Regions from separate parts of the Homo sapiens genome. Here region 2 is linked to region 1. A link is an interaction called in ENCODE POLR2A ChIA-PET data of the cell type or tissue named here. Cell type or tissue: K562. All regions are shown on one strand. Each heading gives the region's core, and the rest is flanking DNA. Links, peaks and the distances in the headings are about the cores only. Region 1 overlaps BICRA (BRD4 interacting chromatin remodeling complex associated protein). Region 2 overlaps NAPA (NSF attachment protein alpha).

Region 1 (15,549 bases), core at 3,502-8,501:
TTACTTGGGAGGCTGAGGCAGAAGAATTGCTCCAATCCCAGAGACAGAGGTTGCCGTGAGCCGAGATCGCGCCACTGCACTCCAGCCCGGGCGAGAGAGAGAGAGAGACTCTGTCTCAAAAACAAAAAATAAAACAAAACAAAGAAAAAAAAATTTTTTTTTTTTGAGACGGAGTCTCGCTCTGTCACCCAGGCTGGAATGCAGTGGCTCAATCTCAGCTCGCTTGCTGCAACCTCCGCCTCCCGGGTTCAAGCAATTCTCCTGCCTCAGCCTCCTGAGTAGCTGGGATTACAGGCACACACCACCATGCCCAGCTAATTTTTGTATTTTTAGTAGAGACGGGGTTTCACCATGTTGGCCAGGATGGTCTCGATATCTTGACCTCGTGATCCACCCAACTCGGCTTCCCAAAATGTTGGGATTACAGGCATGAGCCACTGTGCCTGGCCAGAAAAAATTTTTTTTTACCAACTGCTTGCACACAGTGGTATTACATGTGACTTATTTTTCTTCTTTGTTCTTTTCTGTATTTTCTACATTCTCTAAATGAGCACAAAATTATTATTATTATTTGGTCTTCAACTGCTAGCCTCAAGTGATCCCCCATCTTAGCTTCCCAAAGCAAAAAAACTAACATATGAGTGGATTGTTCACCAAGAGATTCCCTCCTTCTCTTCCTTCCATTTCTTTCTTTCTTCAGAAATGAGATCTCGCTATGTTGTTCAGGCTGACCTCAAACTCCTGGGCTCAGGTGATCCTCCTGCCTCAGCCTCCCTCCTGAGTAGCTGGGACTACAGGCATGAGCCACCACGCCCAGCTTCCAAGAGATTTCGAGAGCCCCACGTGGAGGCGGCAAGATGCTCAACTTCACACACAATTAGAGAAAAGCACAGGGGGTGTGTCACTTTCCAGCCTGGCAAAGAACAGGCCAGCTGCTAATCTCGTGTGTCAGTAAAGCTGCAGGACCAAGTGAAGCCATCACTGGCATGAACCTTTTCAAAAAGGTTTAGCACTTTCCACAAAATGGCTGGAAAGCTTATCATCTACGTCTGGCAATTCTATTTCTAGAAATTTACCCTACAAGTACTTTCATACCTGTGTGCAAAGCATGGGTGCAAGTTTTTTTTTTTTTTTTTGAGGCAGAGTCTCACTCTGCTGCCTAGGCTAGAGTGTAGTGGCACGATCTCAGCTCACTGCAACCCTCTCTAGGCTCACTACAATCTCCGCCTCCCAGGTTCAAGGGATTCCCCTGCCTCAGCCTCCCAAGTAGCATAGCTGGGATTACAGGTGCCCACCATCACGCCTGGCTCATTTTTGTATTTTTAGTAGAGATGGGGTTTCCCCATGTTGGCCAGGCTGGTCTCACACTCCTGACCTCAGGTGATTGCCCGCCTCGGCCTCCCAAAGTGCTGAGACTACAGGTGTGAGCCAACACGCTCAGTCAAGAATATCTTATAGGAGTTTTGTTTGTTAACAATGACAAATAAACCACCTGAAGTATTCCTCAAGAGGGGACTGAATAAAGAAATAATGGTATGTCCATATCACAAAACACAATAAAGACATCAAAAGAAAGAGGCAAACTATAGCCCACAAGCCAAGAATAATTTTTACATTTTTAAACAGTTGAAGAAAAAAAATCATAAGAATACTATTTCGTGACTTGCAAAAATTACATGAAATTCCAATTTCAGTGTCCTTAAATAAAGTTTTATTGGAACACTCCCGTGTTCATTCATTTACATATGGTCTGTGGCTGCTTTTGTGCTATAATAACAGAGACCATATGGCCCGCAAAAGCCTGAAACGTTTACTATTGCCTCTTTATAGAAAGTTGCCCAGAAAAATAAACAAATAAATGAATAAAAATCAAATAAGCAAAAAGAAAGTTTGCCTGGCTTCTTTCCCTTCATAGCTCTTTCAACATGCCCAACTCTGTTCTAAAACATTTTAATGTTAATATACATCTATTAATTTACAGATATTAGTTTATTTAACCCTCACAGCTCTACAAAGTAGCCGCTGTTCCTATCATTCTGATTCTGCACGCAAGGACACCGTGGTACAACAGAGAGGCAAGCAGCCTGCTGAAGGTCACAGGGCCTGTAAGTGGCCAAGTCCTATTTCCTAACTCCCACATCACAGCAATCTTCCCAGATGGTAGCTTGCAAAAAAACCCCCAAAAATAAAAACACACCCCTACACATAGTAACCATTGGTAATGGCTCAAGTCATCTTAGGGAGTTGGAACCAGCACTTAAAAAGAACAGTAGAGGCTGGGCGCAGTGGCTCACGCCTGTAATCTCAGCACTTTGGGAGGCCAAGGTGGGCAGATCACCTGAGGTCAGGAGTTTGAGACCACCCTCGGCAACATGGTGAAACCTTGTCTCAACTAAAAATACAAAAATCAGCTTGGCATGGTGGGGCACTCCTGTAATCCCAGCTACTTGGGAAGCTGAGGCAGGAGAATCGCTTGAACCTGGGAGGTGGAGGTTGCAGTGAGCCGAGATAGTGCCACTACACTCCAGCCTGGGCAGCAGAGGGAGACTCCATGCCTCCCCGCTAACCCCAGAAAAAACAATGGAAACAAAATAGAAAATATTGATGTGTATCACACATTGTAATATAGGTAATATTTCATGAAACTTTTGTTTCAGTGATATGTGTATATATACAAATACATATATGTATGCATGTCCTGGGTGGTGACATAAAATGAAATTCTTGTGCCGGGCATGGTGGCTCATGCCTGTAATCCCAGGACTTTGGGAGGCCAAGGCAGACAGATCACCTGAGGTAAGGAGTTCAAGACCAGCCTGGCCAACATGGAGAAAACCTGTCTCTACTAAAAATACAAATATTAGCTGGATGCGGTGGCGTGCGCCTGTAGTCCCAGCTACTCGGGAGGCTGAGGCAGGAGAATCGCTTGAACCTGGGAGGTGAAGGTTGCAGTTAGCCAAGATCGTGCCACTGCACTCCAGCCTGGGTGACAGAGAAAAAAAAAAAAAAACAAATTCTTATCCCGGGTGGTGGGTCAAGGAAAAAAAAAGGTCTGAAAGCCAGTGCTCCAAGATGCGTTGCTAAATAAGCAAAGCCAGATGCAGAACACAGTCTTTGCATTTCTGTTTGTGTTAACACAAAGGGAAAATGTACGCATGCGCGCGCGCGCGCACACACACACACACACACACACACACACACACACACACACACACAGAGGCTGCCAAATCCATCTGGGTACAGAGAGCACAGAGTTCCTTCCGAGTGCAGGGGTTGGAGTTCGGACAGTAAGGGAACCACTATTCTTACAAACAGTAAGAATCACCCAGATTGGGAACTGCTATTCCGTGCATTCCTGCATATCCACAGGATAGCGGTTCCCAGTCTGGATGATTCTGTCCCCACCAGGGGACACTTGGCCAATCACCCAGTCACACACCCACCCATGCCATCCATCCGTCCGTCTATTCAGCCATCCATCTGTCCATCCATTTGCTCACCCAACAAACATTCACTGACCACCTTCTGTCATGCTGGGTCCCCACTGCTGCAGATACAGCTACTGCGGAGGGCCCTACCTTGTGCCTCCGAGCCTCTGTGTGTGACTAAGAATCAGCTCGTGTGCACACCTGCCTGTGCGCACTAAGCTTCCTTCTCAAAGGTCATCCGCGTGGCCAGGCACAGTGGCTCACGTCCATAATCCCAGCCCTGTGAGAAGCCAAGGTGGGAGGATTACTAAGCCTAGGAGTTCGAGACCAGCCTGGGCTGCATAGTGAGACCCCATATCTCCCCCACAAAACAAAATACAAAAAAAAAAAAAATTAGCTGTGCGTGGTGGCACATGCCTGTAGTCCCAGCTACTTCGGAGGCTGAGGTGGGAGGATCACTTAAGCATGGGAGGCGGAGGTTGTAGGAGTCAATATTGCACCAGTGTACTCCAGCCTGGGTGACAGAACCAGACCCTGTTTCCAAAAAAATAAGTTCAGCTACAGCATCATTACTGCAACTGCTAACAGTAAGTGTCTGTTCACTGAGCGCTGGCTCTGTGCAGTGCCATCATGTCAGGTCACTGGGCTTATTCCCATTTTAGATGCAAAATCCATGCCTCAGAGAGCTCCACTAAGCAGAGCTGGATTCACACCCAGGTCTGGCTTTCTCAAGACTTCAGGTGTTTCCAGCAATAAGCCCCCAGGGTTTTTAATCCAGGCCCTACCATTTGCCAGCTGTGCAACCTTGGGCAAGCTAATTATTCTCCCTGTGCCTCTGTTTCCTCACCTGCAAAATGAGATGCTACCACCTACCTGGTGGAGGTGGTGAGGTTTAAATGAGAGAGTGCTAGGCCGGGCGCGGTGTCTCACACCTGTCATCCCAGCACTCTGGGAGGCTGAGGTGGGTGGATCACCTGAGGTCAGGAGTTTGAGACCAGCCTGGCCAACATGGCGAAACCCCATCTCTCTACTAAAAATATAGAAATTAGCCAGGCATGGTGGCGGGCGCCTGTAAATCCCAGCAATTTGGGAGGCCGAGGCAGGTGGTTCACCTGAGGTCAGGCGTTTGAGACCAGCTTGGCCAACATGGTGATACACTATCTCTACTAAAAATATGAAAATTAGCCAAACATGGTGGCAGGCACCTGTAATCCCAGCTACCCAGAAGCTGAGGCAGGAGAATCACTTGAACCCAGGAGGTGGAGATTGCAGCGAGCCGAGATCTTGCCACTGCACTGCAGCCTAGGCGACGGAGTGGGACTCTGTCCCCCTCAAGATAATAGTAATAATAATAAAAGCAAACATTTATCAAGTGCTTACTTTGTGCTAAGCATATAGTAACTCGTTTACTCCACCTAAGTGCTCCCTCAGCCTGCCTAGGCACCTGCTGATGGAATGAAAAACTGGTTGCTGAAGGTTAAATGGTAAGTGGGAGAGCGTGCAAGTGAAACCATGGCCGTTCGAGGTCAAAGCCTGTGCTGACTTCTGCCATCCTGCCCTTGTCACTGTCACACTCTCCTCTTCCTACCTATCCACTGGTCTTTTTTGAATGAGTACCACATTCACTGCTCTAGAATAAGAAGGTAGGCCAGGTGCGGTGGCTCACGCCTATAATCCCAGCACTTTGGGAGGCTGAGGCGGGTGGATAACGAGGTCAGGAGATCGAGACCATCCTGGCTAACATGGTGAAACCCCGTCTCTACTAAAAATACAAAAAATTAGCCCGGCGTGGTGGCGGGCGCCTGTAGTCCCAGCTACTCGGGAGGCTGAGGCAGGAGAATGGCGTGAACCCGAGAGGCGGAGCTTGCAGTGAGCAGAGATCGCGACACCGCACTCCAGCCTGGGCAACAGAGCGAGACTCCATCTCAAAAAAAAAAAAAGAACGTAGCCCTCCCTAACCTGTTATGTTATGACTCGTAAGCATAATGGTTATTACTTTAAGACAAAAGGCTAATTTTCCTAATATGTAAAGAGTTTCTACAAATCTACAGCAAAATGACAGCAACCCAGATTTTACAATGGCAAAGGGTATGAGCAGTTTCATAGAACAGAAAGTACAAATGGCTCTTACTTTTATGAAAATCTGCCCGACCTCATTCACAATAAAAGAAATGCAAATGAAAACAAAACAAGATACTATTTTTCACCTATCTAGATTGGCCAAGTTCAACATACTGGTGAGGTTGCGGGGGGCGGGGGAAAAAAGGCACAACCACATATTGCTGATAAAGGTTAAACTAATTTACACTCCACAGGCGGCAATTTGGCAATGTCTGTCAGAGATAAAAATGCATATGCCTTTAGAGCCAGCAAATTCCTTTTGAAGAACTTACCCTACAAAACGACATACATACAAAGGCATTCTTTGCAGCCTTGTTCATAATAGCTAGAGATCAGAAGTGACCTAAAAACCTAACAACAATTTAGACTGGCTAAATAAATATCCGCACACCCACACAGTGGAATACTACGCAGTCACACAAGAGAATGAAGAATGGGGCCAGGCACAGTGGCCTACACATGTAATCTCAGCACTTTGGGAGGCTGAGGCGGGCGGATCACTTGAGGTCTGGAGTTCAAGACCAGCCTGGGCAACATGGTGAAACCCCGTCTCTATTAAAAATACAAAAATTAGCCCAGCATGGTGGCGGGCACCTGTAACTCCAGCTACGCGGGAGGTGGAGGCAGGAGAATCACTTAAACATCGGAGGCGGAGGTTGCAGTGAGCCAAGATCGCGCCACTGCACTCCAGCCTGGGTGATAGAGTGAGACTCCATTTCAAAAAAAAAAAAAGAGAGAGAGAATGAAGAATGGTCTCCAAGATCAATTTTTAAATAATAAAAGATGCAATACCGCAGGCAGAAGATGCTACCCTTTTTGTAAAAATTGAAGGAAAAGAATCTATTTGATTCTGTTTCCCTATCCAGATAACAAATGCAAGAAACCACCTTGGGAGGACAACAGGAGGCCACGGTTCAGGAGACGGGGGCTTTCCACTATGCATCTTTTTGTACCGTTTGAAATGTGAATTATCTGAATGTATTACTTATTCAGATTTGAAAATTATAATTTTAGGAAAGAACAGATTTCCTTCCGTGTGTGTCTTGCATTCCTGCAGCGCGTGGGCTCCCCCAGGGCCGGCCCTGGTCTCAGGCATCCATGATCACTAGGAGACACTTGGGGGGTGAAGGAGAGCTCTGTGTTCCAAGTCAGCAGAACAGAGACGCAGGCAGGGCGGAGAGCGAGGAGCGGGAGAGCGGGCAGGAGGGGCGAGGCTGGGTCTGTGCTGCGGACACAGGCTGCTGGGGTCCCTCTACCTGGGGGGCCGGAGCCGGGGAAGCCTGGCTGTCGGGGGCCTGAGGGCCGAGGCCAGCTCCTTTGGCGACGGGGGTGGCTGGGGCTGGGTCTTGGGCGGGAGGCGGGGCGCTGACTATGACCGAGGCAGGCACGGAGAGGTGGGGGCCCTCTGCGGAGAGGGGCTGCTGGCTCCTCTCCTGCAACGGGCAGCCCGCACAGGATCAGAAAGCCGCCCCCACAGGCCCTCGACCTCCCCACCCGAGACCCCTGCCCCTATTGACGCTCCCAGGGTTCCAGAGAATGGGGTAGTGGGCAGCCTGGCAGGCAGGGTGCCAGGCACAGAGGCCGAAACCCAGGCAGCCTGCTCCATTCTGAGCTCCCATTGGCCCCTCTGCCAGCTCCACGTTGCCCTGCCTCTCTCCTGCCCCACCTGCCTGTCCCTCTGTCCCTGTCTCGTCCACTTTCTCTCTGAGATTCCTCTCCTTGTCTGTCAGCAGGCCAGCCAGTGCCTGCCCTTCTCTGTCCGTCGGGTAGTCCCTCTCCCTGCCGGTCCCTCTCCTCTCCATCTGTCAGCAGCCCAGCCAGTGCCTACCCTTCTGTCTGTTCACTGGTCCCTCTCTTTGTCTGTCTGTCTGCCAGTCCCTCTCACTGCCTAACAGTTGTCCTGCCCCTTGTCTATCAGTCAGCCAACCTGCCAATCCATCTTCCTGCCAGTTCAGCCAGGGCCCTCACCCTTCGGGCCTCCTCTTAGGGGCCACCTGTGCCATGACTGAGACCTTCCCCCCCCAGCTGCCACAGTGGCATCCACTTTTGGATCTTGGCGCCTCGCCCCAGGACCCCTCTTCCTCCCAAACCCGCCTCCTCCGGTACCTGCTCCCTTGCCCCGCCCTGCTTACCTGGGGCAGGAACATCTGCAGGGAGTCCTGAGTGAGGATGGCCGTGGGGGTGGCAGAGGGCGGCTGCCCCAGGACGATCTTCTCCGGGCTAGACGCCAGGCCAGGGCTGGGCTGGGGGGTGGTGGCCTGAGGCGGGGCGGCGGCCTGTGGGGTGGGGGCCTGCGGGGGCTGCTGCGCCTGCGGCTGCTGGAGGCCCAGGGGCAGGGGTGTGCTGACCGCGGGGGGCGCCTGGGGGGCAGGCTGCACCGTGAGGACAGGCGCGGCCTCCCCGGTGGCAGCGGCAGGGGTGGCCGGCTGCACCAGGCCGTCGGGGGTGTTGAGCATGGCCACGGCGCTGGGGGGCAGGGTGACCCCCTGGAGGACAGTGGTGGCGGCCGGCCCGGCGGGCGCTGGCTGGCTCTGCGTGGGCAGGCTGCCCGCCGCCAGCGACACGGGCATCTGGAAGAGCGCAGGCTGGCCCACCTGGATGGGAGCGGCGGAGAGGATGTGCGCGCTGTGGGCCCCGGAGTGGGGGGCCAACACGGGGCCCAGGCTCAGTGGGCCCGCCAGGTTCTGGTTTGTGAGGATGGGGTTCGCGATGAGCTGTCCACCTGTGTGGGGGGCAGCGGCCGCCAGGATCTGCCCGCCCACGTTGGCCGGCAGGGCTGAGAGCTGCTGCGGGAGCTGGACCGCCGGGGCGCCAGGCAGTAGGAACTGGTTCTGGCCCGGCAGCATGTGCTGGGCGGGGATGACGATGCTGCTGCCTTGGTTCAGGAGGTGGACGCTCATGGGTTTGCTCAGGGCCCCGGGGGGCTGCGGCGGGGCCGCTCCGGTGGTGGTGGCCGGTGGCTGCTTGAAGACGTTCGCTTGCAGCGCAGGCGCGGGGAAGCCCGACAGCACCACGTTCTGGCCCGCCTTCCCCGCCGCCATGAACGTCAGGTTCTGCGGGGCCTTGGGCTGCTGCGGGAGCGCCCCCGGCTCGCCCTGGATGGTGAGCGTGGCGCCCGCGGGCGCAAACGGCTTGGGCGTCAGCTGGTAGAGCTTGGGCGGCAGCACCCCCGCGGGCTTGGGCTGGATGGGCGTGGGTGTGCGATGCAGGATCACGTTGGGCGCCGGGACCAGTGGCGACGAGCCGAGGCCTGGGGCCACCGCCAGCGGCTGTCCCGAGGGCGTCCCGGTGGGAGCCGAGGCGGCCCCCGCGCCTCCGAACACAGAGTTCCCATTGAGCGTGGTGGCCACAGCGGCCGAGAGGTTCTTCTGGATGACCAGGCCAGCCCCCTGTGGCGAGACACCGGCCGACGCCAGCGTCACGGGCTCCGAGGGGCCAGCCGCCGAGGCCAGGTAGCCGCTGACGGGCACCTGCTTGGCCAGGAGCTGGGAGGTGGGCGTGTTGAGCGCCATGACGGGCTGGCCCACCACCTGGATGGGCGCCAGGCCCAGTGTGGCCGCCGTGGCACCCCCAGGGCTGCCATTGGGCAGGCCTTGGAGGCCCGGGATGGGCTGCAGTGTCACATTGCCCAGGCCCACAGGCTGCAGGAAGGGCTGCACACTCAGGGCCTTGTTGACCACGTCCTGGGGCGGCACCAGGGCCTGGTGGGTCAGCACGGTAGGCGGGCCCTGCAGCCCCAGCAGGTCGGTGCTGCCTGGGAAGAGGGCTTGGGGCCCCGCAGCCACGGCCGCTGCCCCTCCAGCGCCCGTCGGGCCTGCCCCGCCATCCGCAGGCTGCAGGGTGGGCAGCTGGAAGGGACCCAGGTCCAGCTCAGCCTCGGCCTCCAGCGTCTGCTCCGTGATGTTGGCCTCTTGGAGGCTCTGCTGGAGGATGTCACAGGGCTGGTCAGCGCCCCCACTGCCCCCGCCGCCGCCCCCTGTCGCAGGAGAGCCCAGGATGTCATCTTCCAGGAAGTCTAGGTCCACACTGGGGGCCGGCTGGTTGGGCTCTGGGTTCAGGTGGTTGCCGGAAGCTTCTTGCACATGGAGCTGCAGGCCGGGAAAGGTGGGAAGGAAAGAGCTGAGGTTAGCAAGGGGCTACGCTTAGGCCACAGCTGCCGCAAAGAATGCTGAGGTGACAGGGCAGCCACGTTCAAGAAAGAACATTCCCTCCTGGCATGGTGGTTCACGCTTGTAATCTCAGCACTTTGGGAGGCTGAGGTAGGAGGATGGATGGCTTGAGCCAAAGAGTTTGAGACCAGCCTGGGCAACGCAGTGAGAAAAAAATTTTAAAAAAGAAAAATTAGTCAGGGGTGGCAGCATGTGCCTGTGGTCTTAGCTACTTGGGAGGCTGAGGTGAGAGGATCACTGGAGCCCAGGAGTTTGAGGCTGCAGAGTGGAGCTACGAGCACTTCACTACACTCCAGCCTCGGTGACAGGGCAAGACTTTGAGAAGAAAAAAAAAAAAAGAAGAAAAAAAGAAAAAAAAAAGAAAAAAGAACATTCCACCTGCAAGTGGCTGGACCCGGGATCAAATCCCAGCTCTGCCAAGGCTTAGCTGTGTAACCTAGGGCGTGCTTGATCTGACCTCAGTTTCTTCATCTGTACCCATCAGTAAAATGTAATAAAAAAAACTACTGTTCAAGGCCACAGTGACTCACGCCTGTAATCTTAGCACTTTGGGAGCCTGAGGTGAGAGGATCTCTTAAGCCCAGGAGTTCCAGGCTACGGTGAGCTATGATTGTGTCACTGTACTCCAGCCTAAGTGACAAGAGTAAGACCCAGCGGGGCACCCTCAGGAAAGCCGCTGGTGGTGGCCCCAGGCCTCAGCTTGTCACCACTGGTCCCGGCGCCCAACGTGATCCTGCATCGCACGCCCATGCCCATCCAGCCCAAGCCCGCGGGGGTGCTGTCCCCCAATCTCTACCAGCTGACGCCCAAAAAACAAAAATAAAGTCTAGGCACGGTGGCTCACACCTGTAATCCCAGCACTTTGGGAGGCAGAGGCAGGTGGATCACTTGAGCCTAGGAGTTTGAGACCTGCCTGACCAACATGGTGAAACACCATCTCTACTAAAAATACGAAAATTAGCCAGGCGTGGTGGCACGTGCCTGCAGTCCCAGCTACTCGGGAGGCTGAGGCAGGAGAATGGCTTGAACCTGGGAGGTGGAGGCTGTAATGAGCTGAGATCCTACCAATGCCCTCCAGCCTGGGTGACAGAGTGAGACTCCATCTCAAAACAAAACAAAACAAAAATAAATAAAAATAAGCAACTATTGTTTAAATAGTGATATAGGCCCACAACACTTATCTGTAATTACAAAACCCAAAAAGCTCTAAGAACTGAGACTGTTTTCATAGCTCTGTTGGCAGCAAAACCTGACCAGAACCAACATGGCACTTTAGGTGGGATCCATTTATCCACATGATGTGACATCCCAAGTTTGGCCGCCGAAAGGCAAGCGTGTGACATGACACACACCACACATATGGCACCACTTTTCCAGAATTGGAGAAATTCGAAATTCTGAAACACACCTGGCCCTAAAGGTTTCTGACAAGCAGTCGTAGTTCTGGTGGAGTAAAGCTCACATCAGCAGTGGCTCCCATTTGTGAACTTCTGTGCCAACCGCACTGTGAGTTCAATGCTTTTTGTTTCTTTGGGTTTTTTTTGAGACGGAGTTTCCACTCTTGTTGCCCAGGCTGGAGTGCAATGGTGTGATCCTGGCTCACCACAATCTCCGCCCACGAGTTCAAGCAATTCTCCTGCCTTAGCCTCCCAAGCAGCCGGGATTACAGGCGTGTGCCACCATGCCCGGCTAATTTTGTATTTTTGGTAGAGACAGGGTTTCTCCATGTTGGTCAGGCTGGTCTCGAACTCCCGACCTCAGGTGATCCGCCCACCTCGGCCTCCCAAAGTGCTGGGATTACAGGCGTGAGCCACCGTGCCCAGCCTCAATGCTTTTTAAGTGCTTTTCATGCTATCCTGGACTGCAACCCAGGACACGCATGGAAAAATATCTGCAGGCATATGTGTGGAAAGCCCCACAAACAATACTTATGATACAGATTTCCATCTCCACCAATACTGACCAGATAACCCATCAAAATCTGCAGCTTCCAGGATTCTCAGTAAATCCACATGGAGGGTTCACGGTATCACCCGGCCCCTGGCAGGTGCTCGAGAAGCATCTATCATCATCACTCATTATTATTGTGATTCTCCATGCTGTTGTTGGTGACAGTCCCATGAGGCGGGTGCTGCTCCCTTCCTCATTTCACAGACGAGGGAACTGCCTGGGTCAACCACTGGTGAGTGGCGGGGAGTGGCAGGCAGACAGGGCTCTGGCTCAGCCTCCAACCGACTGAGGACCAGGCAGGCCACTGTAACCCCCTGAGCTCTTAACTGCCAGATGGTCACAACCAACCTGCCTCCTGGGATGCCTGTGAAAATTCACTGATGTCACGTGTGGAGAGTGTTTAGAACCTGAATGGGGATCTTAGGGTATACAAAAATGATGGTCGTGGTAAGAAGTGTGATCACAAAATAGTAACAGGATCACCACTGTTACTGGGCCTGTAAATAGACCAACATTATATAATTACTACATTTCCTCATCATTTATATTATGAAAGATAAGCTATTTGGAATATGATATTATAGCTGTGAGAACTAAATGAAGATAACAAGGAAGGGCTGGTCGTATAATAAGTGTTTGGTGAATGCGTGTTCTGATGATGAAGAGGGAAGGCGGGGAGGGTGAGGGGGGGAAGGAGGAAGGGGAGGCGGGGAGGGGGGAGGCCGAAGGAAGGTGGGGGGAGGAAAAGGTGAAGGGGGGAAAGCAGCAACAGAAGAGGGAGAAGGAGGAAGGAGGTGGCCACCGTGGTGTGGACAACTGGCACTTAGTCATGGGACCGGCATAGTCAGGCACACAGTAGGTGCTCAATAAACATCCTCTGCATTGGCCACTCTGGGCTTTTCTCAGCACCCATATTCACTGCCCAGGTGAAGACTGAAGTCTGCAGGTGAGGAGGCCCCTCCCCTAGGTCACACCCTGCCATGGCTGAGTTGGGCAGGACCCCAGGCCTCCCCCAGCCCTCTGCTCTCCAGGAGTGCCCCTGTGAACCCCACAACCCACATCCGCTTCAGCTCCCCAGAACCACTCTGCATGAGCCACCCCAGGGCCCCAAGGCCTCGGGGACCCTCACCTCTTCCCCAAGGGGTCTGCAAGGCACAGTCAGCCTTGTCCATGTTGGCCCCCCACAGGGTTCCCCAGCTCTGCTCCCTCCTGCACTGCCAGGGTGGTCCAGCCACCCTGGGTGGCCCACCCCCGCCCTCCTCCTGTCAACAGCCCTCACGAGATGAGCCCAAGCCTCCCCTCTTGGCTTCAGGGCCCTCCTCCCGCTGGCAGCCCCAACAGCTCAGGCAATGATCGGGAGCCACGGCACTTACCCCAGGACCTTCATAGAAGGCACTTTGGGCCTCCCCGGGATTATCCAGGAGGTCATCACTGTCAAGCTGCAACAAGACCCGCCCCATCCAAGGTCAAAAGTCAGCAGGGCAGGCCCATGCTCTGGAGCAGAAACCAATTTAGGGTCACTCAGGACAAAAAGACAAGGGTTGGGATGGGAGAGGGCTGGGGGTATGGGAAACTCTCGCCTCCGAAAAGAGGCCCCAAAGGCAGGGGCTTGGGTGCCTGCCTAAAACCCAAGGCATCCCCAGCACTGAGTCCCCGAGCCTGGCCTGCGAAGCGATCCTGCTGTGACTGCCTCGAATTCCGGAATCCTGCCTTCACGCCTCTGCCCAAGCTGCGCCCTGCCACTGCCCCCCAGTCTCTCCAGTAGCACAGCCTTCAGGAGTGGTCACTCGTGGTCCAACAGCTCCTGTCCCTTCTCACTAAGTACTCCTTTCCCAACGCAGCCTGAGTGCCTGGCACACCTACCATCCGGGCACCTGACAAGCCATGCGGTGCCATCTCTGGAAGGGCAGGGCATTCTCAGATGCTTAGCACCATCCTTAGTGCCCAGAACAGGCCCTGGCATCCACATATGTGCCCAGTGAATGTATGTCCATGGCTCGGGCTTCCCTAATTTCTTGTTCCATCTGGACATCTCTCCAGAACCCCAACTTGTACATCCACCAGCACCACCTGGACTTCTGGAATCTTCCCCAAATTCCCAACTTCAGAAAATGGCACCAGAATCCACTCAGTTGCTCAAGCCAAAATCCAGGAGCCATGGTGGACACTCTCTCCCCCTCAACATCGAGTCCACCAGCAAGTCTAGTTGATGCCACCTCCCAGATAGATCCCAAATCCAGTGCCACATGCCTCCCCCACTGCCTGCACCATGGCCCAGGCTGCCATCATCCCATTGCTCATGCCTCTGCTCTATAAATTATTTGAAACCTCTCCTTTCAAGAGGTGGAGCTCAATTCCCCTCCCTCTGAGTGCTGGCCAGACTGACTGATTAGCTTCTAGTGAATACAGTGTGATGGGAGGAAGGGTGTGGGACTTTGGAGACTGGGTCATTAAGGGCACTGCGGGTTCCTCCTGTGTCCTCTCTCGGATCACTCGTTCTGGGGGAAGCCAGCTGCCATGCTGTGAAGACACTCAAGCAGCACTAAGGAGAGGCCCCCGTGGTGAGGAACTGAGGCCTCCTGCCAACAGCCACAGGAATGAGTCCTGGTGGAAGCACATCTGCCAGCCCCAGTCAAACCTTTGGATGACTGCAGCCCCAGCCTACAGCTTGACTGCAACCTCATGAGAGTCCCTGAGCCTGAACCACCGAGCTAAGCTGCTCCCAGATTCCTGACCTTCAGACACTGCAAGAGCTCTAACAATTGTTGAAGGCACTGCATGCTGGGATAATCTACACAGCCATAGATACTAATACAGCTGCTCAGAGCTCAACAGACTTCTACTTTTCCCCATTTTGTTCCGTTCTCTGGGAAGCAAATCAAATATGGCATTCTCGTGTTTAAGGGCCCATCAGAGCTGCCTGTCACATTCAGAATAAAAATAACAACTCCTCTATCGGGCTTCCAGGCCTACACAACCTGGTGACTTTTACCTACTACAGTCTCACCTCCTACTAGTTTTCCCTTCAGTTTGGCCCCATCAGCCTCCTTCCTGTTCCTCAACCATGCCAAGCTCTCTCCCACCTTTGAACTTGCTCTTCCCTCTGCCAGGAGCACCGGGCCTGGCCACCTACCTCCCTGTGATCCTTCAGGTCTCACCTTCAATGTTACCTCCCTCGTGTGACCCTTTCTGATCACACTATCTAAAGGAGCCCCTGGGACCCATTTATTTTCTTTTAAACCTCTTTCATTGTGCAAATGACATTATTATTTTTTATCATACTCTACATGGTCCTTTTCACCATTACCTTTATTAGTGACTGGTTTCTTTGTTTCCCAAGGAGGTGTCCATGGAAGGAGGACAGGGGATTACCATGAGTTTTGCTCATGGCCGTAACTCCAGTGCCTGGCGTTAGAAGCCACAAGGCAGATGGCTACCTCATCAAAGGGACATGTCTCTCCCTGTCCCTCACTCCCAATTAGACAGCCCCCCACTCAGGGAATGCCTCTCCCTGCGCCCATGCTTACCTTCTCGGATCCATGCAAGAAGTCATTGAGGGCCTGTGGGTCACTGGAAGAGAAGAGGAAGAGACGCTGAGGAGGTAAGGAGCTGGGGAGGGGAGGGAAGGGAGGGGGTTGAGACAGAGGGCAGGGGGTGGGGAGCCCGTTACTCACCAAATCACGTCTAGTAAGCATCTCCCATCCTCATCATCCATCGCCACTGGATGGGGTGGGGTCAGGAAGAGGGCGAGGGAGACAAGGTTAGATTTTGGCAGCTTGCCTGGCCCCCTCCCTTCAGGGGAGCCCCCTGGAGGGGGTCAGAGTTTCTGTTCCCTTGAGTCCATGGGGATAGATGGGGACAAGGAATACCTCCCAGGTGCC
Region 2 (15,549 bases), core at 7,012-12,011, 190 kb after region 1:
GCTCATTGTTGATTGCCCGCTGTGGGCCACTCAGTGACGTGGGTCATTTCTGCCCATCCAGGGTCTGTGCTTTTTCAGAGAGTGCATGGAGCTGGATAGGACTTAGTCACACTCAAAAAGAAGGGAAGGCTGAGCTGGGGGACCTGTGGGGTGGGCAGACCTGTGATTAAGGTCTGAAAATGTCCCTTTAAGAGAACATTCCAGAGAAGGTCCTTCTGAGGGTTTTTTGCAGCCAGGCCCCAAAGGACCCTTCAGGATTCTCAGCCAGAAGGTTTTGAAAGTTTCTTACCTCTCCAAGGCCAGGAATGGGTTCTAAAGAAGTCATTCCAGGCTGGGCACGGTGGCTCATGCCTGTAATCCCAGCACTTTGGGAGGCCGAGGCGAGTGGACCACTTGAGGTCAGGAGTTCGAGACCAGCCTGGCCAACGTGGTGAAACCCTGTCTCTACTAATAATACAAAAATTAGTAGGGTGTGATGGCACACATCTGTAATCCCAGCTACTCAGGAGGCTGAGGCAGGAGAATTGCTTGAACCCGGGAGTTGGAGGTTGCAGTAAGCTGAGATCGTGCCACTGTACTCCAGCCTGGGCGACAAGAGCGAAACTCCATCTCAAAAAAAAAAAAAAAAAAAAGAAGTCACTCCAAACAAGGCCCAAGGTGTGTTGGGCTGGCTGAGGTGAGGTGGGTGAGGGAAGACAGAGTGCAGCAGGGCGAGTGCGGGAAGAACACATTGCTCAGGGCCACTTCCCAGGGACAGCAGAGGGTGGGGGACAGCATCAGCACAGCCCCAGAAGGCAGAGGGTAGGCTTTTCATCTGGCAAGATGACAGAGAGGATAGGAATAAATAGATTATTTACCTGGTGTGATGTGGATTCAGGAGGCCAGGATCCCTGGCCCAACCAGCCCGCCCACCGTGGGGGCATTTATTTGCCTGCTGACATTGCCAGGCCTGGCCGCTGATCTGATCGCTGGTGGCTGCTTTCCAGGTAGTCGGTCTCAGTCAATTTTTCCTTCTCAAACTCACCTGATCAGCTGAATTACCTGGGCCCCCCAAACCCCAATTGTTAAAAATCTCATTTGCAGGCCCCATCCAGACCCTACTGAGCGAATCCCAAAGTGTGTGGCTGTGGGACTCTGGTTTGATGAAATGAGCACTTCATGTGGCTGAAAGGGATGGGCAGGTTGGACACACTGAATCCGCAGTGCAGAGGGAAGGAATGCTCACATCCCAGCTCCCAAAATTACCTTTGAGCCCCTCCACAGCTGGGGTTGGTGTGGACAAGTTCCCAGGTATAATGTTGGGCCAGTTGACACAGGGTGTGGGATGGGATGGTGAGGATGATTTGAATGGGAAAGTACCCACTCCTCCCTTTTCTCTTCCTTAAAAATAAACTAAACACTAGTTATGCCAGTGAAGAGAGGCCCTGAAATCCATTTGGTGGGACTCCAGAGTGTGTGGATTTTATTCTACTGATTATGTAGATATTGGGAGTTTGAGCAGTTACAGAGACTACAGACCTCGCGGGCTAAGCCTGGTTGTATTATTAAGGGCAGAAGAATGCAGTGGGACTTACGGGTTTGAGGTACTAATGAGGTCCCCCAAGTCAAGAGGAGGCTCATTATGTACATGTGGAGGTCAAGAAGCCAGAGTGAAGCTGCCCAAACAGGGTACCCTTTATGTTTTCAAATTCCTGTCTATCTCCCAGTGTATCCCTACTGTTGGACAATAAGTTTTTGGGGGGTTTTGCTGTTTTAAATAATGCTATGCTGAACATCCTTGTAACTTTTCTGATTAGTTTTTTTAGGATAAATTGCTAGAGATGTAATTCATTGCTGGACCACAGGGCCAAATATAAATCCTAATACTTAAAAATATGTGTGTGTGTGTGTCTGTGTATGTGTAAATGTATAGATATATACACACATATATACACATACACATATATACACATGTGTATATATGTACACGTGTGTGTATATATGTATATATTTTTTTTCTCGAAAAGATGTACAAACAGTTAAAAAAAAATTCAGACAGTACAAATACGGGATGTCCAGTGAATAAGTCTGCCTCCCACACCTGGCCCTCCTTCTGCAGGCTTCACCTTAAGAGAAAAATGCTGTTACTAGGTTTTTGTGTATTTGCCCAGAAATATCCTATGTTTATATAAACATGTATGTTTCTATTATTTTCACTCTCTTTCTCTTTTTTTTTTTTTTTTTTTTTTTGAGACAAGGTCTGGCTCTGTCGTCGTCCAGGCTGGAGTTCAATGGTGTGATCTTGGCTTACTGCAACCTCTGCCTCCCAGGCTCAAGTGATCCTCCCACATCAGCCTCTCTAGTAGCTAGGACTACAGGCGTGCACCATCACACCCTGCTAATTTTTTGTATTTTTTGTAGAGTTGGGGTTTTGCCGTGTGGCCCAGGCTGGTCTCGAACTCTTGAGCTCAAGCAATCCGCCAACCTTGGCCTCCCAAAGTGTTGGGATTACAGGAGCCATGAACCACCACACCCAGCCCACCCTCTTTTTTTTTTAAACACAAATGGGAACATCTTATATCTACACTTTAAAATAGTGCTTCCCATTTCTTTGTATGGCTGTGTGATATATATGCCCAGTCCTGAGCTGGTAATGACACACTCCAGGGCTGCAAGGTCTTTATTGAGCAACCACAGAGTGCAAGGCACAGGATTAAGGCTGCCTCTGCGAAAGCAACACGATGTCTTAAACTGGGCTAGTCCCCCAGAATGCTTTGCAGTCTCCCGGGGAAAGGGGATTTGTAGCGCGCCTGGGACCCAGTGGGCCCCTAGTATCCCAGGCAGGAAGTAGAAGAGGCTGTCAGACCCTGGGGTTGTGGTGGGGTCAGGAACTCTTCGCCCCACTACCCCAGCAAGCACCCAGTATCTACCCCAGTACTCCCGGAGGGAGCTGGTCTGCCCGAAGTGAGTGTGCCATTGTATGCAGGGGCGGGGGCCACAGACTCAAGAGGCCTGGGGGAAGCTGGCTTCACAGGTGAAGGGTGAGGGGTAGGGGCACGTCTGTGCCCGGCACTGGAGCAGAATGCTTGCTTTCTCCTGGATAGCCGACTAGATTGTCTCCTTTTTTTCTTTCCTTTTTCCCCAGAGGCTCATCCAAAATAGAGGAAGCATGCGAAATCTACGCCAGAGCAGCAAACATGTTCAAAATGGCCAAAAACTGGAGTGGTATGTCATCTCCGCTAGAGCTCCTCCAAGGTGCTCTCCTCCTCCCTCAGCTTCCACTCACACAGGCCTGCCCGAGAGGTTGGCCTTGAGGGCCCTTTCTCTTTGTATGCCCTCTCCGGCATCGGAAAGCCACTGGCCTGCTCTCTTGTTTTGTGCCTGCTGGGTTACTTTATACTCTGGGTCATGGGGCCTTGGTGAAAGGACAGAGAGGATGGGAATAAATAGATTATTAGACCTAGATAAACCCATGTGGATTGATGAGCTCTTAGAGTCCTCCTTAAATTCAGAACTTCAGGTTTCCTGGTAACTTCCTTAGTGCTTCCATCAGTGTCTAAATTCTAGGCTGGGGGAGGATGTTCAGGTGATTCCAATAACAACGTGAATCATGGCTGCTGTTTGTTGAGTCCTAAGTGCTCATCATTTAATTGCGTTAGCACAGCAGCCCTAAGGGTCAGTCTATAAATATCCCTATTTTACAGATTTGGAAACTGAGGCTTGGCTTAGTCTCTTGCCCAGGATGCCAGAACTAGTAAGTGACAGAACCAAGATTCAGAAACCAAGGCTCTGACTGCAGAGCCTGAGTGTTTAACCTGCCCCAGTGAGGCAGGATAGCTTCACAGAGGAGAGGGGTGGGGAGGAGCCCCTTGGGCTCAGGGAGGCTGGAGATCTGTTTGGAGCTCCCTGCAGGCCCAAGAAGTCCAACAAGCCAGTGTGTTGAGCCCTTTCGAGGCTCATTTCATCATACATCTTTCATGTCACCAAGATTGAATTAAGGAAATACGGCAAGAGACCCAGTGTTTGAATGCAGGGAGGAACTTCTGACTGTGGAGGAGAGGGAACCTGGTGGTGGGACCATGGAGGCAGGGTGCAGAGGTGCACAATAAAATTGATTATCATCGTTTTTGAGAATGTTGTTGGTTTCCCCAAAATTCAAAGAGTTATTCCTGAGTTTTCACAAAATACGTTGTGAATAAAGCCAAATGTTTTTTGTATTTTTATGCTCCCAAACTTAGAAAATTCCTCTAGAGAAAAAAAGCTTATTTTTTAATTACATAGGTGTTGCTTTTCCCCTAAAATTTGTTACCTCTGCCCCCAAACTCTTCAAAGAAAAGCCCTAGGCCATTTCCCCCCGGTAATATCCCCTTTTCTTGAAATTTTTTTTTTTTTTTTTTTTTTTTTTTTTTTGAGACAGTCTTGCTCTGTTGCCAGGCTGGAGTGCAGTGGCGCGATCTTGGCTCACTGCAACCTCCGCCTCCCTGGTTCAAGTGATTCTCCTGCCTCAGCCTCTTGACTAGCTGGGATTACAGGCACGTGCCACTACGCCCAGCTTATTTTTGTATTTTTAGTAGAGACAGAGTTTTACCATGTTGTCCAGGATGGTCTCCATCTCCTGATCTCGTGATCCGCCCACCTCGGCCTCCCAAAGTGCTGGGATTACAGGCATGAGCCACCGCGCCTGGCCGTAATTTTATACTCAAATTTGGAACTCTTGAAAATAATGAAATCATATAGTGAAAACCCGGAAGGCTTTGTCTTTTCTGCTGCTCAAAACTTAAGAGGATAGGGCCAGGCCTCCTGGTCCTCTTCCAGCTTAGAAACTCTGACTCAGATTCAGCTGGAGGAGAATGAAGGGGAGAAGCCTCAGAGCTGAGCTGGAGGTGGTCAGCTGCACGAGGAGGAGGAGAGATGCTGCTGCCTCCCAAACGTCAGTTAGGAGATGTGTGGGCAGAATGGCTTGGGACCCACAGAAGCTGACCGTGTGCAGATGAGCACAGGATGGATGAGGCTTCAGGCACGGTCTCTTCTGCCCTCCGCCCATGGGCACTGGTCTGCATGTATTCATTCTTGCTGTCCACATCCTGTTTCCCTCTCTGGACATGCAGCTCCTGGAGGGAGCCGGCTCTGTGTTGTCCGACCCCAACTCCATGAGCCTCACAATTCATGCAAGTGCCTTGTCCATGGGGATCTGCAGTGAAGGGAACAGAATGTGAACAGAGGCAGAGGAGTTGGGAGAATCAGGAAGAGCTTTGGGGAGCTGTGGAAAAAGAAACAGGACTTGGAAAGGGGAGTAGATGGGAAGATGTTATGTGGTTTAATCTCAGTTGCCCCTTGCTTCCCAAAATACCCCTCCGAAGCCACCCCATGATTTCAGCCTGTACTTTGCCTTCTAGTGGTGGTTCTGGGCCCTGTGCTTCGAGGCTCCCCTGGGGAGGACTGCCCAGGCCGGGAGGTGCAGGAGGCCACCTCACTCTGTTTTATATCCTTTCCAACTCAGCTCTATCTGCCTTCTCCTTGGATCTTTAGAAGTGGTGGCCCTGGAAATGCTGGCATAGCTGGGATTAGGGACATGGTGTTTTACCTGGGCTTACCCTGGCTCTCTTTCCATATACCTGGGGCTCAGGGCCTTCCCCCGAGGCAGCTTCCTGCCGCCCTCAGAGACTGTCAGGTGGGCCACCAGGAGCCTCAGCGCAGGAGCCAGCAGACCTGAGCGCAGGAGCCAGGAGACCTGAGTTCTAGGCCTCGGTCTGGGCTCGCTCAGGTCACCCTCGTCCTGTCTTGGGGACTCTTTCCGCATTCTCGAGAGCCCGACCCACCTCCCAGGGCAGTGTCTCTGTGGCTTCATAAAGTGTGGAGCCCCACTGAGGCCAGGACTGCCCTTCTCTTCTGTTCCAGCTGCTGGAAACGCGTTCTGCCAGGCTGCACAGCTGCACCTGCAGCTCCAGAGCAAGCACGACGCAGCCACCTGCTTTGTGGACGCTGGCAACGCATTCAAGAAAGCCGACCCCCAAGGTGAGGGCCTCTGCGGGCCACACGGGCTGGCTGTCCGGAGCGCCATCCTAGCACCCTGCATTGATTCCTCAGGTTTCCTGGCGGCTCTGGTTTTTCCAGTGGCCGACATGTGATAGGCTGGCAGGGGCGTGCCTGAGGCAGAGTGAGCGTTGACTTTAGAACTGGCTCTCTTCCTTCCAGTTGGCATTCGCGCCCTGCTCAAGTCTCCGCCCCCCTATCTACCGTGTCGGTGGTGTCGGTGCAGCTGATCACCCCTTCCCAATCCCGGAGCATTTGGGAGTGGGAGTTCCATTGCAGACCCACCGCCTGCCGGGGAGAGAGGAAAATCTGTTCTGTTGTCAGAATTAACATGCAGAAGGGAGCGGTGTGGGGGGCGGGGAGGATTCTGAGACCAGCCAGGTAGGAGTTGCTGCCGAAAAAGGAGCGGAAATTAGCCCAACCTGGCTTCCCTACATCCTGGGGAGGAATTAGAGAGAACAGAGCCCGAGATGTAGTTGCCAGAGAACAAATTACTTAAAATGAGAGCGTGCTAGGGACAGAAACCCAGTTTGGGGCTGACTCATGGTGAGAAAACAGTTTTGTCCCCCTGGGTGCCTCCCGAAGAGGAGGTCCAGCCCAGTGTTTGCTTGCATGTGGCGGGAATTTTAATTTATTTTTTAAAATGTTGGTGCCAGGTACAGGTTGCTAATTAGAAAGCACAGGCAGTTTTTAAAAATGACCATCTATTGTCACTGTCATCTCAGGGGAATGGAAAATATATGAATCTTTAAAAAATAAAAAGCAGCTATATAATCTTGGAATAAAAGCCTGTCCTTCCCAAGAGAAGACAGGTTTGCAGCAGTGCAGGGAGCTTCCTCCATGGATCAGTGAGCACTGGTTCACATGGCGTGTTTGAGAACTGCTGGCATACCCCTTTGTCGTGATCTGACGTGTTAGTTCCCAGATGAGGATGAATTTGTGTTGACCAGTAGCTCTTCTCTGTCCTTAGACTGACCAGTTGCTCCTCAGCAGCTGGGCATCTCATGCGTTGGCCTCAGTGGTCACATGGTGGGGCTCAGGCCTGGCAAGAGGCCGAGGAGCAGCCTTGTAACTGGGTGGGCCATGGGGCTTGCCTGGCTGGTAGCACTGGGCCACAGCAGGCTGCGTGGTTGATGCAGTGATGACCCAGGGAGACCCTGGGTTGGTTTTAAGCTTGATTCACCACATGGAGTCTCCATGCCTTCCATTAAACTGCCCCGCCAAGCCTTTCCTTCTGCTCCCTGGGAAACTGGTTGGCCTAGAGGTGCTGTCTTAGCATCTGTGACGTTCAGCTGCTGCCCCATCTGGAGTGACTGGAAGGACACTCTGGGGCAACACTGAGCGCCAGGCTGCCGAACAGAGAGTGCCATTTGCTCTTTCAGCAGACCCCTCACTTCCTGCAGACAGGCCCTGCCTGGCAGTGGGATATGGTGGGGTCCCTCCCCTGCGTTTGATCTGAGCTTTTCTAGCTCTCCAGCGAGACTCTGCAGGGTGTGGGCCTGGAGTCTGGATGTGGCCCCTCCCTGGCCTTAGGAAGCTCAGAAGGTGGCTGAGGACTCCGACCGGTAGGAAAGTATAAAGATGATGTTACATCCAGGGCACAGAGGCCAACTTGCACAGAGCTGAGGCTGGGGGCGTGAATTTGGCTATGGGAGATCTTTCAAGGAAGAAAGGGGGCAGTTCTGAAAGGAGAGCCTCACCTGGGTAGAGCTGAGAGCAGGTGCCGTGTCCAGAGCCCTGGGGACGTGGTGTTGAGCAGGGAAGGGTGTTAGTGCAGCTTCCAGAGCTACAGCCTAAAGATACGCACGCCAGCCATGACTCCCAGTGGGGCAAGGGGCACATTGGCATCAAGGGCAGTGGCTGCTTTGTGTCTGAGGCTAGTCAGGCCTCACACAAGGCCAGGTGCAGTGGCTCATGCCTGTAATTTCAGTGCTTTGGGAGGCTGAGGCAGGAGGATCGCTCAAGCCCAGGAGTTCAAGACCAGTCTGGACAACATAGTGAGATCCTGTCCCCAAAAAAAAGCCTCACAGAGAATGTCATGTAGCAACTGTGTGTGGCTCAGCAGCGCAGGTGGTGGGTGGTCTGGGAGGACCCTGCCTCCCCTGTGATCCTGGGCAAGTCAGTCTTTTGGGCCTCTGTTTCCTCGTCTGTTAAAGCAGAGACTGCTGTGAGATGATGCAGTCATGCCCAGCGCGGCACCTGGTGTGTGATAAACTTCCAGTCAGGACACCCTTGGCTTTCATCAGTCCAGGGGCCCCTGCCTGCCCTGGGCTCCCCACAGCCTCTGCCCTTGGCCGGGTGCCTTGTGAGACAGCGCTGGAGGCCCGATTTGGAACCTTGCCTGGCTTCCCCAAGCAGGTGGCCGGTACCCTGGGGCCGTCCTCATCACTGGTCTCCTCAGCAGCCTAGAAGGCCTCTGTCTTGGGTCAGCACTTCTAGGGCTTCCTCCAGGACTCCCTCCAGAAGGACCTGCCCCCAAGTGGCAGCTGGAGTGTGCCTGAGGCCCGACTGGGCTCCCGAATTCCTCTCCCTCTCGCAGAGGGTGGCCTGCTGCCACCTTGGTGGCTCTGGGTGGGGAAGGGTGATGCTCATATGTGTTATTGGTTCCTCAGTTACCCAACCATGGCTGCTGCTCAGGGCAGACTCGGGCCAGCGAGGCCTCTTCCCAGGCCTGCCTGATAGTTGGGGGTGGGGGCAGTGTGTGTACCTGGGGCAGAGAAGCGACCTGGCCCCTGCTTGTCCCCCACTTCCTCCCCAGCTGCCATTTACTGGGTTTCTACTGTGTACCAGATGCTTGGCATCTTTTAACCCATTTGATTTCTTTGTGCATTCTGTGATTTGCCCCCATTTTACTAAGGAGGAGATGACCAAGTGTAACCAGGAAGGGCTTCAGAGACGCAGAAGTCAGGTTGGGCGTCGCTGGTAGGAGTGACTGCGGGGATGGGCGGTGGCCTGGGCCATAGCTCCCCAACTTGGGCTGTATTGCTCTGAGCCCCTTTCCAGCCCTCTGTGGGTGGGTACAGGAGGGGCCAGGCCACAGAACTGGGTGTTGCTCTGCCTGTCCGAGTGCACAAGGCCTGGTGACCTGAGATAAGAGTAGCAGTCATGAGTGTGTCAGAAGCTCGTCCAGGAGCCAGCTGTCCCAGGTGTCTGCTGGTGGCCCGCCGCTTTCCAGACATGGAGGGGACTTAACCCCGTGAGTCCATGTTGCTGCCTGGGGGGTAAGCTGTCTCCCTGCTGCTACTGCAAGGACTGTGCCATGCTGACGGCGGGTGCTCCAGAGCCAGTGCCAGCAGGCCCAGGTGGCAGCTGCAGATCTCACTGCTCACTGCGGAGCAGCAGCCTTTGCCGCCTCAGCCCACAGGGTGCCAGGTTGGTGTCCTGGGTGTTCCGGCCAGGAGAGTGAACCAGTGAGCAGCCCGGGGCCTCCATGTGGAGACTGCAGCCAGGTGGGGCGGGGCAAGGCGGGCCTCTCACCTCACTCCAGCTGCTGCTCTCCTCTGCAGCGTGGCCCGGCTTAGCCGTTGCTTCTGGGTCCGCCGATTACAGGATGTATGTGTCTTCAAACTGCCGGATTTAGGTTGTGTTCTCTCCCCTTCCTCCTCATCTGCCCCCTTTTTGCCACCGTTTCCACTGTCTGCTGCCACAGTCTCGGTCTGTCAGCCCTAGAACCTGGACTGAGTGCTGTACCTTCTCTCAGTCCCTTTTAGATCCCCAGAGGTCTTTCTGAATTGGACAAAACCTACAGACCCCACTCCCCAGAGGAGTGCTTATGGACCCCACTGTTTACATGTCAGAAGGAGGGGTTGGACTCCCTGAAAGCCCAGCCACAGACCTGAGACAAAGAGCCTCTGTCCAGATGCCTCCCCACGGAGGGAGTTTGGAGTCCCATCCAGACCGTGAGCCCCTTGAGAGGAGCCCAGCCCCGGCGCTTCTTGGTAGCACCCTCTTCTCAGGCGAACATGGCCTGGGTGACCATGGAGACCCCCACGGTGACCAGGAACTTTCAGATGCCCAGGCTGAAGCTCAGAGCCCATGCCCTGTGGCCTGTCCAAGCTCCCTGCCTTTCCCTCTCCCCAACCCAGGCCTCCCTCCCCACAACACCCCTGTCCTCCTGAGATGTGCTAAAATGGTGTTCTTAAAAAATACCCCCTGAGAGCTCATTTCTGTCTGCTAGAAAATGCCTCCCACTCATGCTTTTCTCTCTCCTCCAAATAACTTGTCAAAAAAAAGCCTTTCCCAAATTTAAAATCTTGCAAGAGATAGTACAACAAAGGTAGCCCAGTTCTTCCTCAGTGCCATCCTGGTGTGTTCAGGTTTTTTGGCAAAACCTTTGAGGAGCTGGTGGGTGGCAGGACTAGGTTAAAGGGACTGAGCAGAGGGCTCCCGACTGCTGAGCTACGAGGAAGAGGGGGCAGTGGAGAGCACACTGAGGGCTCAGTGTTGATGACATCCAGCCTCCTCGTGCCAGAGGTCCAGGTCCTCCTGGTGCAGGAGCAGAAGCTGCTCAGGATCCTGCAGAGATGGTGGCAGAGCCCAGGTAGAACCTGGCACCCTGTTGCCTCCAAGACCACCTCAGATGCTGGTTTGGCCGCCTCCCATGCCTCCTTCCCCTTTGCCAGCAGCTCAGTCCTTCAAGAGCAGGGCCTTGGCAGGTCTGTCTTAAAACACCGTGGGAGTCTGGCCATCATCCTGGCCTAGCACTGCTGTGCCCTGTCCCTGGGGTTGTGGGAAGCTGGTAGCATCCTGGCAGCCCGAGGAGAGAAGGGCTCCCCCAGAAGCATGTGCCCAGCAAGTCACAGTCTGCAGAGTCAGCCCTCTCACCAGATTTCCTGGGGCTCAGGGATTCCGTCCCCTTCTTCCCAGCCCCTTGAGAGTGTGTGGCAGCGCTGGCAGCTCTGAGCGCCTATTGATCTCTCTGCTGGCAGCCAGGTGCGCCTGCGTCCGCCTCCTCTCCTCAGCTTCTGCTGAAACGACTTCACTTTCTCATGTCTCCTCCCACCTCCCTTTCTCTCCAGAGGCCATTAACTGTTTGATGCGAGCAATCGAGATCTACACAGACATGGTAAGGGCTGCTTGCTTGTCCTGACACCCCCGGGTCCCACTGCATTGCCCCAGCCTTGCGTCCCCTCTTTCAGCACCCCCAGCACTGTTCTTATTCTGCGGCCAAACCACTTGGGGAGGGGGAAGTGGGAGCTGGGGGGATTAGGTCACCTGAGCTGGCCTGGGCTGGCTGGGTCTTCACCCAGCTCCCCACCAGCCTGACGGCCCCCTCACTCCACAGGCAGTCATGGTTTTCATTCATAGAACTTAGGTTATTGAGCTGGGCAGGGTGGCTCATGCCTGTAATCCTGGCATGTTGGGAGGCTGAGGTGGGAGGATCTTTTGGGCACAGGAGTTCGAGACCAGCCTGGGCAACATAGCAAGACCTCCTCTCTACAACAAATTAGCCTGGTGTAGTGGCATGCACCTGGGGTCCTAGTTCTTGGGAGGTTGAGGCAGGAAAATCGCTTGAGTCCAGGAAGTTGAGGCTGCAGTGAGCTGTGATCACACCACTGCACTCCAGCGTAGGCGACAAAACAAGACCCTGTCTCAAAACAAAAAAAGAAATTAGGTTACTGGAGAGTGTGTGTCCGGCACTTCCCCTTGCCCAGCCTTCCCGCAAGTGTCACATTTGATAAGCATCTTGCAGCAGGCCACAGGGATAGGCAGAGCCCACAGGAGGCTCAGCACCTGCCCTGCCCCCAGGGCGCGTTGCCAACGACAGATGCAGACCAGATGGGCAGCTGCCAACTGGAGCCAGAGTGAAGGGTCCCACCCAGGCCGGGGCTCCTGTCAGTGCTTTCTCTCTCTCTCTTTTTTTTTTTTTTTTTTTTTTTGAGACAGAGTTTCTCTCTCATCTAGGCTGGAGTTCAGTGGCGTGATCTCCACTCACTGCAACCTCTGCCTCCCAGGTTCAAGCGATTCTCGTGCCCTAGCCTCTCGAGTAGCTGGGATTACAGGCGTGTGCTACCATGCCTGGCTAATTTTTGTATTTTCAGTAGAGATGTGGTTTCACCATGTTGGCCAGGCTGGTCTCAGACTCCTGACCTCAAGTGATCCACCTGCCTTGGCCTCCCAAAGTGCTGGGATTGCAGGCATGAGCCACCGTGCCTGGCCAGCTCCTTTTTGCCTCTCCGCTTGCCCTGTCTGTCTCAGCCCTCCAACCCCAGGCAGGGACACGAGCCCTACCCCTTGCGTTCAGGGCAGTGCTGCAGGGATGACTGTGATTAGAACAATAATAGCAGCTGCCATTTATTAGGCCAGACACTGCAGGGTGGTTTAATCCACAGCCCTGTGAGGTTGGCATTATTGTCATCCCCGTTCCTTAGTGGAGGAGAGGGGCTCAGACAAGTGACATGATTTGCCCAGGGACATGTGGCTACAAGCAGGAGTCACTGAGACCCGAAACAAGGTCTGGCTGAGCCCAGGGCCTTGCCCTTTCCTACTGCCCTCAGCAAGGGGGTGGCGTTGGACCAGCCCCTGGTGCAGAGCAGTTAGGCAAGCGCCTGGACACTGGGTGGAGGCGGATGGAAGGTGCGAGGCCCCTTGGAACCTGAGGCCTCCCTGGGGAGCTCTGGGTGTGCCTGGGGGAGGCTGACAGATAGGTGTTGGCCTGGGGGCAGAGCTGGTACTCTTGGGCAGAGGTCTCAAGCCCTCCCTCCCATCCTGGTTTCTCCAGAGCCCTTTGCCAAGTGGCTCTGGACTGGTCCTTCCGCCTCTCTGGCTGTTATCAGAGGCTTCCTAAGGGCCAGGGCCTTGGCCAAGTGCTCGTGCTCACATTCTCTCTGGTGTCACACCATCTGTGCCCTCGTGGATGGGATGGAATTAGGCTAAGGCCCTGGAGTGGCTTGTCCAACATCACCCGCTCAGCCCAGCACGCATAGCCAGGCCTCTAGTGCTGGGGCCCTCCCTTCTCACTCCTGTGTTCCCCCACCTCTCGATCTTCTTCACACCTCAGGTCTTCTTCATACCTCCTCACAGGCGTGGCTGAGGGGTGGGAACTTGAAGGGTCATAGGTCAGCAGGCAGGCACGCAGGAGGTCATGAGTCGCAGGCAGCCCCTTCCTGTGTCCCCTCCAGGGCCGATTCACGATTGCGGCCAAGCACCACATCTCCATTGCTGAGATCTATGAGACAGAGTTGGTGGACATCGAGAAGGTGAGTGGCAGCAGGGCCCTGCATGGGCTGGCAGCCAGGACCAGTGCTGCTCTCTCTTCTTCCCACCAGGGGAGTCCTCTGGTGTCTGAGTGCCGAGAAGGGGGCATGGGGCGCCGGCAGAGCTTGGAGAATGGGGTCTGGCTGTGTCCCAGGCAGGCAGGGCGGAGGGTGTGGAAGCTTCACGGAGGCCTCCTCTCCCTTCCCTGCCCTCCCCTGGAACCCATCCCCCGTGTCTCCCCAGGCCATTGCCCACTACGAGCAGTCTGCAGACTACTACAAAGGCGAGGAGTCCAACAGGTAGCCCCCTTCCTGCCTGCCCCAGCCCCGCAGGGACCGCCACCACTTCCCCTCACTACTCCTCCCCACACAGCTCAGCCAACAAGTGTCTGCTGAAGGTGGCTGGTTACGCTGCGCTGCTGGAGCAGTATCAGAAGGCCATTGACATCTACGAACAGGTGGGGACAGGTGGGGATGGCGGCTTCCACCCTGCCCCCTCTCAGGGCCTGTGCCTCCTCCTAAGCCCCGGCACCTTGTTCTGGAACCACCCCTCCCCCGGCTCACCCTCTGCCTCTCCCCCGACATCCCTTGCCATGTCATCCCCCCACCCTGTCTTCAGCCTGGCTGAATGTTCTCCACCTACGACTCCATGCCGTGCCAGCACCGTCTCTCTCCCTGGCTGTGCCCCTCCCACACCCCTCGCAGAGCTTCCTGGAGGGGCCCAGAGTGAGGCTGGCTAAAGAACCCAGAGGGAGGGAATGGGAAGAAGTGCCAAGAGGCCCAGGGTGGCCGTGGGCACCCCACCCCATGGCCCGATGGTCCTCATCCACAGTGGGAGGGAGGGAGTGTCACATGGGGTCCCCCCAGCGTGCACGGAGCCCTGGGTGATGGCCGAGAAAAAGGCAGGCAGCTGGCCCCCTGGGAGAGAGGGGCGGGCGCCGCCTCTCATGTTCCCACCGCCTGCCGCCGCTCTGCCCACCGCCATGCCAGCCTCCCGTTGGTCCTGACAGCCAGGCTGCCTCCTTCCCACTGTCTCAGGCTCTCAGAAGGCCCACGAACACCTGGCTACAGCCTCCACCCCCACCCAGCCACCATCACACCCTGATCTTGGTCGCTCACGCACTGGCCGCTGACCTCTCCAAGCTGGTCCCTGGCTCCCTGCCCTTGGGGTCCTGGGTTAACAGGGCCTCACCTCGGGACATGAACCAGCTCCCAGCTGGCCCCCCAGTGCCTGGCAGTGGCTCTGGCCCTCTGGCTGCTTGCCCTGAGCTCACCAGTGCCACTTCTCCATGGCTACAGGTGGGGACCAATGCCATGGACAGCCCCCTCCTCAAGTACAGCGCCAAAGACTACTTCTTCAAGGCGGCCCTCTGCCACTTCTGCATCGACATGCTCAACGCCAAGGTAGCACACCCCACGCCCGCAGGACCACCGCACCAGGCCACCATGTGCTTATCTCCAGGCCAGGTCCCGTTGCCCCCGAAGAGGGACGTGCTCCTCCCTCACGTCTGGCCCCTGCCAGCCAGCCTTTGGATGAGAAGTGTGGTTCTCACAGCTGTGTTTCTGTGCTGGCATCACCTGCCCACCCAGCCCTGGAGGCTTTTGCGGGTCCAGCTCCTGCCTCACTTAGTGCTCTTTCCTTCATGGGTGCACTTTTTGAATCCTCACTGCACCCCATTAAAGTCAGCACCATTGTCACCGCGTCTTATGGGTGAAGATGGTGAGGCTGGGACGAGAGTCCCTTGTTTGAGGCCACATGACTAGGGACCTGCAGCCCCAGTGTTCCAGATCTTTGTGACTCCTGCTGTCGTGGCTTTAGCTGTAGCTCACACATGCCCACCTATTTTCAGGACACTTGGCAAAAGAGGGGCCAAAGAGGGCAGTGGGAGGGGGCGTGGCCAGCGGGAAGGAGCTGGAGGGTTGGCGCTAGATTTTGCTTGGCCGGAGTTTTTTTACCATTGCCTGGCAGAAGCACGGAGTCCAGGATTTCCTGGTGTCCCTGGCTCACGGCCTGGGGTGGTGGCCCCACACACCCCACACACACACACCCCACAGAGCCCTGCCCTGCTGTGGGCACCGGTGGTGGGCAAAAGCTTGGGCTTTGTCAGACCAGGTTCCCATTCCCACCCCATGTCTCACCGTGCCCTGGGCAGGTCACTGCCCCTCTCTGGATCTGTTTCCTCACTTTGAAAAGGGGGCTCACCGTCATTTGACCCTCTCAGGGTCCTCAAGAAGCACCAGCCCCAGGCCTGGCATGGAGGATGTGCTCATTTGTCCCCTGCCCCAGCTGAGCCAGGTGGGAGGAGGCAGTGGGTGCCTATCTGGGGAACCTTCCCCCTCC

Evidence for each region. ChIA-PET counts read pairs that join two places held together with the same protein. Peaks named below come from ENCODE experiments on the same cell type or tissue, not always from the same donor. Only the 100,000 strongest peaks of a DNase experiment are listed, where the experiment ranks them.
Region 2: POLR2A ChIA-PET joins it to region 1 with 5 read pairs; 6 of 35 experiments call an interaction of 5 or more read pairs at or near these places.

What each region holds. Positions count from the first base shown.
Region 1 is chr19:47,673,409-47,688,957 of GRCh38, reverse strand. It overlaps BICRA (BRD4 interacting chromatin remodeling complex associated protein), which reads right to left. Exons shown (of 15, transcript NM_001394372.1): 3 at 15,343-15,388; 4 at 15,196-15,238; 5 at 13,042-13,107; 6 at 7,682-9,637; 7 at 6,806-6,982. The coding sequence starts at 15,383. Among named protein-coding and RNA genes, the nearest start is that of EHD2, 32 kb to the left of the region's middle. In K562, for the core only: no CTCF peak of the experiment used is centred there; a DNase peak (open chromatin) is centred at 5,697.
Region 2 is chr19:47,491,078-47,506,626 of GRCh38, reverse strand. It overlaps NAPA (NSF attachment protein alpha), which reads left to right. Exons shown (of 11, transcript NM_003827.4): 2 at 3,125-3,204; 3 at 5,878-5,994; 4 at 11,031-11,077; 5 at 13,134-13,211; 6 at 13,453-13,508; 7 at 13,582-13,666; 8 at 14,508-14,612. It overlaps NAPA-AS1 (NAPA antisense RNA 1), which reads right to left. Exons shown (of 4, transcript NR_038452.1): 2 at 13,026-13,180; 3 at 11,483-11,599; 4 at 5,030-5,170. Among named protein-coding and RNA genes, the nearest start is that of NAPA-AS1, 15 kb to the right of the region's middle. RefSeq lists an enhancer at 5,397-5,951. In K562, for the core only: no CTCF peak of the experiment used is centred there; DNase peaks (open chromatin) are centred at 9,066 and 9,515.